Linked DNA regions of Homo sapiens: regions 1 and 2 are each linked to region 3. A link is a contact called in ENCODE Hi-C data. All regions are on one chromosome and are shown on one strand. The core of a region is the stretch at or near the end of the contact, and the rest is flanking DNA. Distances in the headings are between cores, read along the strand shown.

Region 1 (3,266 bases), core at 331-2,830, 920 kb before region 3:
TAAAATTAGTTAGGTCACACAATAGGAGGCTAAGAGGTTGAGTACTACAACTGTCAGACATACCAAAAATATATTTCTATCAGATTTTGTAAAAATATGTAAGCAAGCTAAACTTCTTTGTCAGTTTCCCTTCCTTTTTCATAGGTAATATAGGAAGACTATTACAAGGCAAATGTCCTTTCTTTATGATTCTCTTTCTAGTTCTCTAATTACAGGTTCAATTCCCCGTATTTGAGCTAGGGAGAGGATATAGCTTTACACATGACCATAATTTTTCTTTGGTGTAAGCTACGACAGTAGGGTCAATCAAATGATAGACTTAATGAGTCAATGTGTTTAAGAAAGACTTCAGCAAACAAGGCCTCTTGTCTGACCGAAGATGGCTACACATCCTCCAATTTGCCCAGTGGAAAGGCTCACTCAAGGTGTCCCATCCTTGTCACCAAACTTGTGGGGGCAGAAAGGAAACCAACACCCAAAGGAACATGCCAATTCAAAAAATAGAGAATGATTAGATAATTCTATTATTTAGAAAAAACCTGAATGCATTCAGGTAGTCAGCAAGTGTCTACACAGCTATGGTAGATTTTTAGCTCTATTGTTATGGAATTAAAGCTACAGTTACTATCCCTCATTCCGTTTTTAGTAAACAGCCAGAAGCTATTCAATTTGCATCAGTAGTTACGTTGAGTTTACCCTGATGGCCTGATTTTTATAATTCTTTATCAGGCTTACCCTGATGTTCTGCTATTATCATTCGTTACCACTACCTCCTGTAACCGCCCAAAAGTGTCCCCACACACACGAGGGCATGTTCAGTTTCCCACACTCCACCTCAACAACTGGCACCAGAATCGGCCCAGTTGCTCAAGCCAAAATCTCAGGAGTCATCCTGGTTTTCTCTCTTGCCACCCTGTGGCCCCACATCCAATCCATCAGCAAAAAACAGCTGGGAGCTGGAAAGGCAAGACTCTCTTCCTGTGAGTCCTTCACACCGCCTGCACCTGTCTAAGCCACCATTCCACTCCCTTTCCCACCTACAGCCTGGTGATATCTCCCTTCTCCTCTGCCTTCCCTCTTTGCAGCTCAATCTTTCTTTCCCTAGGTTATCAATTGTATAATAAAGATTATAAAATCACTCTATCCCAATAAATATAGCTTCTATCAGTCTTAATGACTGAAGCACCGCAGAATTCTCGGTTTGGAAGGGGGTTTTGCTGCTTAAAAAGTTTCAAAATCACTGCCAGAGGGAACCAGCAGCCCTTTTGTTGATAGCAGAGCCAGCTCCTCTCGCACGTGAATAAACAACCATAAATGAGACACGGCACATTTGAGCAGTCTTTTAAAATCATTTAAGCTTTAAAAATTATTTAAGACACGTTTGTTTTAAAAAAGCAATTCAAATCAAGCATTTGCAACATACCTACGATACCTCTATGGAGACTTAGCATCTACAAGACCCAGTTTGACAACTGCCAGCGCCAGGGAATAAGTGAAGTTTCTCAGCCCAAGTCACACAAGGCCCTAGCCAACCCACCTCTGCCTGCTCCCTGGGGCTCTCCTCTACCCCAGCCCTCTCTCCCTAAAGCCAGCGAGAGGCTCCGCGATTGTCCCCCCCAAATCCTTTCCCCCTTTTCGGGAATAGCAAGCGAGTCCAAGAGATGAGGTCACGTGATGCCGTCCGACCAATCTGGTGTGAGCAGAGGCCCCCATTCTTCCGGGGAGAGGGGCGGGGGCGGGGCCGGGCCGGGAGCGGAAGGAGCAGGGGTGGACAGAACAGCCTGGGGAGGGGGCGGGGACAGGGCGAAGCAGGGAGGGGAGGGGGCGGGAACAGGGCCAGGTGGGGCGGGCGCGCGTGTGGGGGGGCGGGCGCGCGTGTCGGGGGCGGGCGCGCGTGTGGGGGGGCGGGCGCGCGTGTCGGGGGGCGGGCGCGGGGGCGGGCACAGCAGGCGCAGGGTCTTTCCCACATGCTGGGCTGCAGAGTGAGGAAAACCCATCCCGGAGGAAGCTGGCGGTTAGGCTGGCTGAAGGCATTCTGCATGATGAACACAACAGTTCTCAAAAAAGTAATGATGTCATACCAGAGCAGCAGGAGGGGGTGGTCTGTGACCATGTATGCTTGATAAATTCTGGATTTAAGCAAAGTAGGCCGGCTTCTTTGTCAATAGACGTATTGGGTTATTCCCGGGGGGGCTGCAGCCGGAGCACCTCCCACTCCTTCGCAGGGGTTATTTCTGAAGACCCCCTCTTGGAGGAGCTCTGCTAGGGCCCTGCGTGCACCTGCTGCCCTGGCATCCTGGCCAGCAGCTCCGCCAGGCTCTAGTGTGTATGGCCTGGGCTACCTCCCGGTACTGTCGCCGCAGGCCTTGGGACCCGTTCCCGCCGCGAGGCTCCCGAGGTAGCCCCGGCCTCCGGTTCTTCTCAGATAGCCCCGTCGTCCAGCCCCAGAAGCGGGCACTAATGCCTTCCCTGAACGCTGAAAGTTGTTGAATGGATATGGACAATGATTAGAATCATGTAGAAAACATTAAGTGATGGTCAGTATGTTCTGTTTGGGAAATACTGAAATGTGCAACACAAGCTAGAAATAACAACATGCAGAACAGCACAACTTTGTAAGACCCGCGCTGAAGGAGGCAGCATTTGTGTGAGAGCGCCCGGCGCTGCCCAGAAGAGCTGGAACGCCCAAGGAAGGCCGCTGCTCAGCGCAGGACCCCTGGGCTCCCGGAAACGGGATAGCGTTGCTTATCTTTAAGGTAGGCTTGGGAAATACCTTGTTTCTCCGTAGTTTTGTGGGTGTATATACAGATACTCCTTGACTTACCATGGGGGTTACATCCCAGTAAACCCATCGTAAGTTGAAAATACCATAGTCAAAGATGCATTTAATACACTTGACCTACCAAACATCATAGCTTAGTGTAGCCTGCTTTTAACGTGCTCAGAGTTAGGCAAAATCCTACTTTATAGTTAAGTGTTGAATATCTCATGTCATTTATTGAATACTGTACTGAGAGTGAAAAAGAGAATGGTTGTGTGGGTACTCAAAGTAGAGTTTATATTGAGTGTGTATCACTATCACACCAGTAAGAAGTCAAAACATCATACGTCGAACCATCCTAAATTGGAAATTTGTGTGTGTGTCTGTGTGTGTGTGTGTGTGTGTGTGTGTGTGGTTTTTAACCGATAGGCAAGAGACACTTCCTAATGGCCTGTTTAATGACTCCAAATTACCTTGCGTCTCTTCATTGAGAAGGTGATTTAGT
Region 2 (3,129 bases), core at 4-2,503, 620 kb before region 3:
TGCAACCTCCGCCTCGCGGGTGCAAGCAATTCTCTTACTCAGCCTCCCAAGTGGCTGGGATTACAGGCGCCCGCTACCACGCCCGGCTAATTTTTGTATTTTTTACTAGAGACGAGGTTTCACCATCTTGGCCAGGCTGGTCTTGAACTCCTGACCTCGTGATCCACCCGCCTGGGCCTCCCAAAGTGCTGGGATTACAGGCGTGAGTCACCGCTCCCGGCCTCAATTCTTAACCTAGCTATCAACTGCAGTGTTAAAGAAAAACGCCTCAGTCCTAAGGCACTTGGTCAAGAAAACGCTGCACTACTACAAAATGATCAAAGCAGCATTAAACTGTGGACTGTTCGGTAAGTGCGGAGCTCTAGAGACGATGAAGGGGAGAGCATCTCTGCTCAGAAGAAGCTTTCATGGGCAGCGACTGAAAGAATGAGGCCCAGAGGAATTTCTAGGAAATTTCCAAGAAAGGAAATTCAAACCCGAGAATTCCCAAGAGGTGTCTCCCACACCCCTGTTATCTGACTCTGCCATGGCCACCCTCCCCCGTCACAGGTCTCTGCGTGCCATGCACCTAGAGTCCACTTCATGGCGACTCTCCAACACCTATTTTCTCCAGGAGCTGCTTCGGACCCCGTTTGTTTTTTGTTTTGTTTTGTTTTTCTGACAGCGACAGCCCTTGGGCAACGCTAATCATTCCAAGCAAATTCTGTCATGCCAAGACCTCCCTTAACAGCACGCGCCCACTTGTTCCCAACTCTCCTGCCAATTGGGCTTCGGGAGCCTCCAAAACCAAGGCTCGGAGATGTGGAGCACACAGGGGAAGGGTCGAGCTGGGACCCACACCCGGCTCTTACACCCACACCGCCTGTTGAGCCCAAGGCTCAACTTCAACACAAAGCTCTCCTTCCCTCAATTCCTTCAACGAAGGTTAACCTTCAGCGAACACCTACCGGACCGGGACAGAGTGTACGAGCCGCGCGGGAAGGTGGCACAAAGGCATGGCCCAGAGGGGTGGCAGAAGACTCAACCGGGGCCCTCCACTCCCCAGCCTGCCCTGCCTGGGCAGAGCCGGCTGGCCGGCCCGAGTCCTGGGGCTCGCGGAGGAACGGAGATGGCCTCCGCAGGGGCTCGGGGAAGCCCCCAGGGCGCCGGACCGTCTCAGGCGCGCATCCCGCGCCACTCACCTGTGGGATCCATAGCGTCGCTCGCCTCAGAGATGGAAGCCGCCATTCCGCCACGGCGCCGAAAGTCGTCATCAAGCTGCGCGCAGAGCCACGCCCCGCGGCCGGGCGGGAAAAGCGCTTCCACCTCTTTGGGCCGTTACCTCAAAAGGCGCGTGCGCAAAGCGAAGGCCGGCCGGGCGGGGAAGAGAAATGGCGAGGCAGGAGTGCGGGGGAGGGAGTGGTCCTTAGCTGAATGCGCCTGCGTTGTGGCGGCCTCCGGCGCCCCAAGGTACTTTCTCCCCAGCAAGGAATCCGCGTGCGCGTAAGCAGTATTGTTGATTAGTGCCCCCCCCTTCCCCCCGCCCGCCCCGAAAAGCGACCCCTAGTGGTGCACCGGTGCGGACCAGAAAATTGCACGCTTTCTTGAAAGAGGCATTTACCGAGCGCCCAATGTATGCCTGGCACTGGGCTGGGTGCTGCCACCTAAGCGAGCACGACCAATGCAGTCTATCAGGGAGGCCCAGATCGCCAAGCAGCGGACCCCTGCGGTCCGCCATGCCACTCCCGGCTCCTAGAGCGCCGCTCAGCACACCGTGAGCGCCCAATAACTGTTGGGCTTCAATGACGCCGCGGAGGCGGCCCCGTCCCCGCGCTCCCGCCCCTCCCGCCAGGGCAGCCCGGGAGGCCAGACGTTGACGCTGCAGGGAGAGGGTGGTGGGCGCAGCCGCTAGGGGGCGCGGCGGGGCGGAGCGCACCTTTCCGCGGGCCGCGGGGATGGCGGCGCAGGGCGTAGGGCCTGGGCCGGGGTCGGCGGCGCCCCCGGGGCTGGAGGCGGCCCGGCAGAAGCTGGCGCTGCGGCGGAAGAAGGTGCTGAGCACCGAGGAGATGGAGCTGTACGAGCTGGCGCAGGCGGCGGGCGGCGCTATCGACCCCGACGTGTTCAAGTGAGCGGGGCGGGTGGGGGCCGCATGCTAGCCAGACACCCCCCGACCTCTGCTTTCCGGGTACGCCCGGCCCGCTGGTCGGGAGGAGCCCCCGCCCCCGTCCTTGTCGGGTCTTCAGGGAGGTGGCCGCGCCGGGCGGAGAGGGCTCACCGGCCCCGCGTCTGTCCCCGCCAGGATCCTGGTGGACCTGCTGAAGCTGAACGTGGCCCCCCTCGCCGTCTTCCAGATGCTCAAGTCCATGTGTGCCGGGCAGAGGCTAGCGAGCGAGCCCCAGGACCCTGCGGCCGTGTCTCTGCCCACGTCGAGCGTGCCCGAGACCCGAGGTCAGAGCTGGGCCCGCTGTCCCTGCCCCAGTGGCGGGGGTGGCGGGCGGGGAGGGGGCAGGCGCGGCACAGCGGCGGCGTGGCCCTGAGTGGCCAGGCCTGTCTGTCGGTCTAGGCCCAGCACCTGCAGGGCCCATCCGTGGGCTCTGCTCCTGGGCTTCGCTGCCAGCCTTAGGAGGCACGTCCAGGTCAGGTGGACGCAGAGTGCGTACCCCAGGGTGGTCCAGGCTGGGTAGGGCTCCTCCGCTTAGCTCCCCTCCACCTCTTCACTCAGGCCTTCATCCTACAACGTCGGGAATCAAGACAGTTTGGGGCTGGGCGCCCTGGCTCACGCCTATAATCTTTGGGACCCCAGGGCGGGAGGATCGTTTGAGGCCATGAGTTTTAGACCACTCTGGGTGACAGGGTGAGATCCTGTCTCTAAATGTTTTTCAAAAGACAGTCTCGATCTCTGTCCTGTGGTATACAGCATCCAGGGAAGTGCCCAGGGACCAGGGCAGGCAGAGGTCTTCCTGCCTTTACCCCACCTGGGCCCAGTTCCTGCGCAGGGGCTTGGCCAGTCCTGGTCAGCTTTCCCTCTGATGACTGCAGGAAGAGAGTCAGACGCGGAACTCCCAGGGTGCAGAGGCCTGCGGGGTCTGAAGGGCCTCCTCCCTCTCCAGTGTGGTGACTGGGCTGAGGAGATTCTGGGACTGAGAGTGT
Region 3 (3,057 bases), core at 462-2,961:
AAGGACTTACAGGGCTAAAATTGGGAAATCCCAGGCAAACTGGGACCTGCTGATAACCCCACAACAAACATGAGCTGAACAAGATGAGTCCACAGAACCAGCTACAAAATTTGTGCAAAGCCTCACATACTGGGACCATTTGTGATAACCCAGGCCCCATCCTATGCAGCCAGCCGGTCCCACCTGTCCCTGCTCTCCAGAAGTGTGACAGCTCATGGGCATGGGTGGGAACAGTGTAAGCCCCACATCCAGATGAAAGGAAGGAGGACTGCTAGAAGAGCAGTTCCCCATAGAGATGGCCCATCGATTCCTGCAGCATGTCCTGCTGGAACCTCCGCTGGCTCCCATTCCCTCAGTCTCTGAATTGGTCTACCCTTTCTTCCAAGTCCTTCCCTCCAGGGCCCAGGCCCATCTCTCCATTGTGTAGGCCAGTGGTTCTCACACTTAACAAAAGCACCAGAAGAATATATGACAGAGGCTGTATGCAGTGACTCAACACCATTGCAGTCCCACCCCAGAGCGTGGGGAGAGCCAGGCTGCAGGGTGCAAAGCCCCAGGCCACTTCCTGCTGACTGTGGCTGCCAGACCACTCAAAGCCCTCGGCCTTCCACAGCCTTCTCCTCTGTCACCTCTGCAGGTGTGCTTGCCTCTGTCCCCCTCCCACTCTGCATTCCTGAGCTCTGCAGGGCCCTGTATCCTCTTACAAGGGAGTCATGCATGGGAAATAGACCCTTCCAGCCTCCAGGGCCCTGAGAGCCATGCGTTTTCTTTCTTTCTTTTCTTTTTTTCTTTCTTTTTTTTTTTTTTTTTTTTTTTTTGAGACGGAGTCTCGCTCTGTCACCCAGGCTGGAGTGCAATGGCACTATCTTGGCTCACTGTAAGCTCCGCCTCCCGGGTTCACGCCATTCTCCTGCCTCAGCCTTCCGAGTAGCTGGGACTACAGGCGCCCGCCACCACGCCCGGCTAATTTTTTTGTATTTTTTAGTAGAAACGGGGTTTCACCATGTTAGCCAGGATGGTCTCGATTTCCTGACCTCGTGACCCTCCCGTCTCGGCCTCCCAAAGTGCTGGGATTACAGGCGTGAGCCACTGCACTTGGCCCATTTTCATTGATTAACTGTCTGCTGGGGACCCTGGCTAGACCCGACTCTGGGGGCTTTTTCTTTCTTTTTCCTTTTTCCAGACAGAGTTTTGCTCTTGTCGCCCAGGCTGGAGTGCAGTGGCTCGATCTCGGCTCACTGCAACCTCCGCCTCCCGAGTTCACGCGATTCTCCTGTCTCAGCCTCCGGAGTAGCTGGGATTACAGGCGCACGCCACCACACCCAGCAAATTTTCGTATTTTTAGTAGAGACGGGGTTTCACCATGTTGGCCAGGCTGGTCTCGAACTCCTGACCTCAGGTGATCTGCCTGCCTCAGCCTCCCAAAGTGCTTGGATTACGGGCTTGAGCCACCGCGCGGGGCCTCTTTGGGGGCTTTTCATAAGGGTGTGTAGAATGTCAGTAAGAGGCTGCTTCTTCAGAGCCCTCTTCGTGCTACATAAGCCGGGCAGGGTGGATAGAAGTGGGTCTCTTGCTGCCTGTGGCCCTGAAACCCAGCCACGGGGCGGGGCCTGACTTCTTAGCGCAGTCCCCCTGCCGCGTGGAGGACCCTGCTCTCCGGCCCAGCATAGAGCGACTCCCTCCTGCCAGCAGGGGGCGCGCGGAGCTGTCTCTCCGGAGGCTCCCGGCGGCTCAGTCTCGGAACCCGCAGCCGGGAGCGCAGGGCGGGCCACACAGGGCGCCAGCACCTCCCACGAGCTCCGCGGGCCTCGCATCCGGAAGACGCCCCGGCTGACCGCGCGAATGGCTCGCGCTGCCGCGGACACCCGCCTGCCAGGGACGGGGCCTCTCTCCTGGGCCGTTTCATCTCACCGAGAGCGAGATCCGCTTTCCTAGAGGCTGGGAGGACCAGGCCCGGGCACAGGACTGGCTTCGCACCACTGGCCCCGCAGTCGGGTCCCCGGGGACGCGCCACGGGTCACTGCTGCCTGCTAAAGCGACACAAGGCGCCTTCATTCCTCAGGCCGAGGCGGCCGAACGCCTTGGCTCTGGCCGACAGTGAGCACCCACTGCGAGTCCGCACACACTGCAGCGCCCCCGGGCACGCCCCGCAGTCCGCCCAGCGTCCCCCGGGGCGGGGCACAGCCAGAGGACGGCCCGAGAGCCCTGCTGTCCCCGTCAGCGCCGCAGGAGGGCGCGACTTCCCCGCTGGGCCGAGGCCTTTGCCGGGCCCTCTACTGTACGCCGGTCCTAGGGCTGGGACCGCCGTCCTGGACCGACCTCAGCCCACTGTTCTGCGGAGGCCGCGTGTTGGGCGACAGCAGCCACCCAGCCCGGAAGCAGCCGTTCCGAGCGCAGGGGCGCCAAGAGCCCCGCGCCCCGCCTGTGCGCCGGCCCTGAGACTTGGAACGATGGTGCAGGCAGGAGGGGTCACCGGTAGGGATGCCACTGGAGGGACTGGGCCGTCCACACGGACCAGCTGACACACTAAGTGCTGGGTACACAGCAGGACAATGGCAAGGGCTGCTCAGACTGCGTTTTTAAAATCGCCTCACCACGAAAGACAGAAAGTAGGGAAGGGTACCTTGCTGTGGCCAAGGCCGCCCTCGCTGAGTCAGCTGGCATTCCCACGACTCCACGAGTCCCCAAAGGGCTTGTCAGAGCCCAGCGGCACCCTCGCCCTGGAAGTGCCCTGCGTCCTCCTCAAGAGCCTTATTTGGGACAGAGATCAGATCAACCGCGCCACCACCCTCCCACCCACCTTCCACATGTGATAGGGTCGCAGGAATGGGGAGCCTCGCAGAGGCGCGGCGGCAGCTCTCGCCTGCCAGTGACAGCCCACCTCCCACTTTAAAACAGGACGTTCCGAGTCCTGGTTCCACATGTTCAAAAGGCCGTGGCATGGGGGAGTGGGCCTACACCTGAGCTTTGGCTGCGAAAACACTCATTTCAAGGATAGCTGCTAGGCGCTGCCTTCCCCCATCCCCCTGCTGTTGGCCCCCATCCAAGCATCTCCAG

The links. A loop is a pair of places that touch in the nucleus more often than their neighbours do. Pooled maps may share reads with other maps.
Region 1: a map of CD8-positive, alpha-beta T cell shows a loop between it and region 3 (15-fold over the local background). The contact joins the promoter of LINC02572 here to the enhancer-like site in region 3. A Hi-C loop is called at or near these places in 2 of 168 maps with a recorded cell type or tissue (CD8-positive, alpha-beta T cell and naive thymus-derived CD4-positive, alpha-beta T cell) and 10 of 50 pooled maps.
Region 2: a map of CD8-positive, alpha-beta T cell shows a loop between it and region 3 (5-fold over the local background). The contact joins the promoter of SMPD4 here to the enhancer-like site in region 3. A Hi-C loop is called at or near these places in 5 of 168 maps with a recorded cell type or tissue (CD4-positive, alpha-beta T cell, CD4-positive, alpha-beta memory T cell, CD8-positive, alpha-beta T cell and 1 more) and 11 of 50 pooled maps.

The regions. Positions count from the first base shown.
Region 1 is chr2:129,875,911-129,879,176 of GRCh38, forward strand. It overlaps LINC02572 (long intergenic non-protein coding RNA 2572), which reads right to left and starts at 1,581. Exons shown (of 6, transcript NR_149127.1): 1 at 1,538-1,581. It overlaps LOC105373616 (a long non-coding RNA gene), which reads left to right and starts at 1,969. Exons shown (of 3, transcript XR_923328.3): 1 at 1,969-2,756. RefSeq lists enhancers at 1,526-1,820, 1,841-2,397, 2,398-2,953.
Region 2 is chr2:130,180,349-130,183,477 of GRCh38, forward strand. It overlaps SMPD4 (sphingomyelin phosphodiesterase 4), which reads right to left and starts at 1,254. Exons shown (of 20, transcript NM_017951.5): 1 at 1,182-1,254. MZT2B (mitotic spindle organizing protein 2B) reads left to right here and starts at 1,914. Exons shown (of 3, transcript NM_025029.5): 1 at 1,914-2,104; 2 at 2,279-2,427. The coding sequence starts at 1,935. RefSeq lists enhancers at 166-962, 2,863-3,129 and silencers at 1,010-1,149, 1,660-2,169.
Region 3 is chr2:130,795,925-130,798,981 of GRCh38, forward strand. No RefSeq gene overlaps it. Among named protein-coding and RNA genes, the nearest start is that of ARHGEF4, 39 kb to the right of the region's middle. RefSeq lists silencers at 1,621-1,770, 2,081-2,330. Within about 2 kb of position 1,712, at least 36 of the 41 ENCODE cell types and tissues checked have a DNase peak (open chromatin) inside an H3K27ac peak, as active enhancers do; they include CD8-positive, alpha-beta T cell, where a contact is called at or near this core.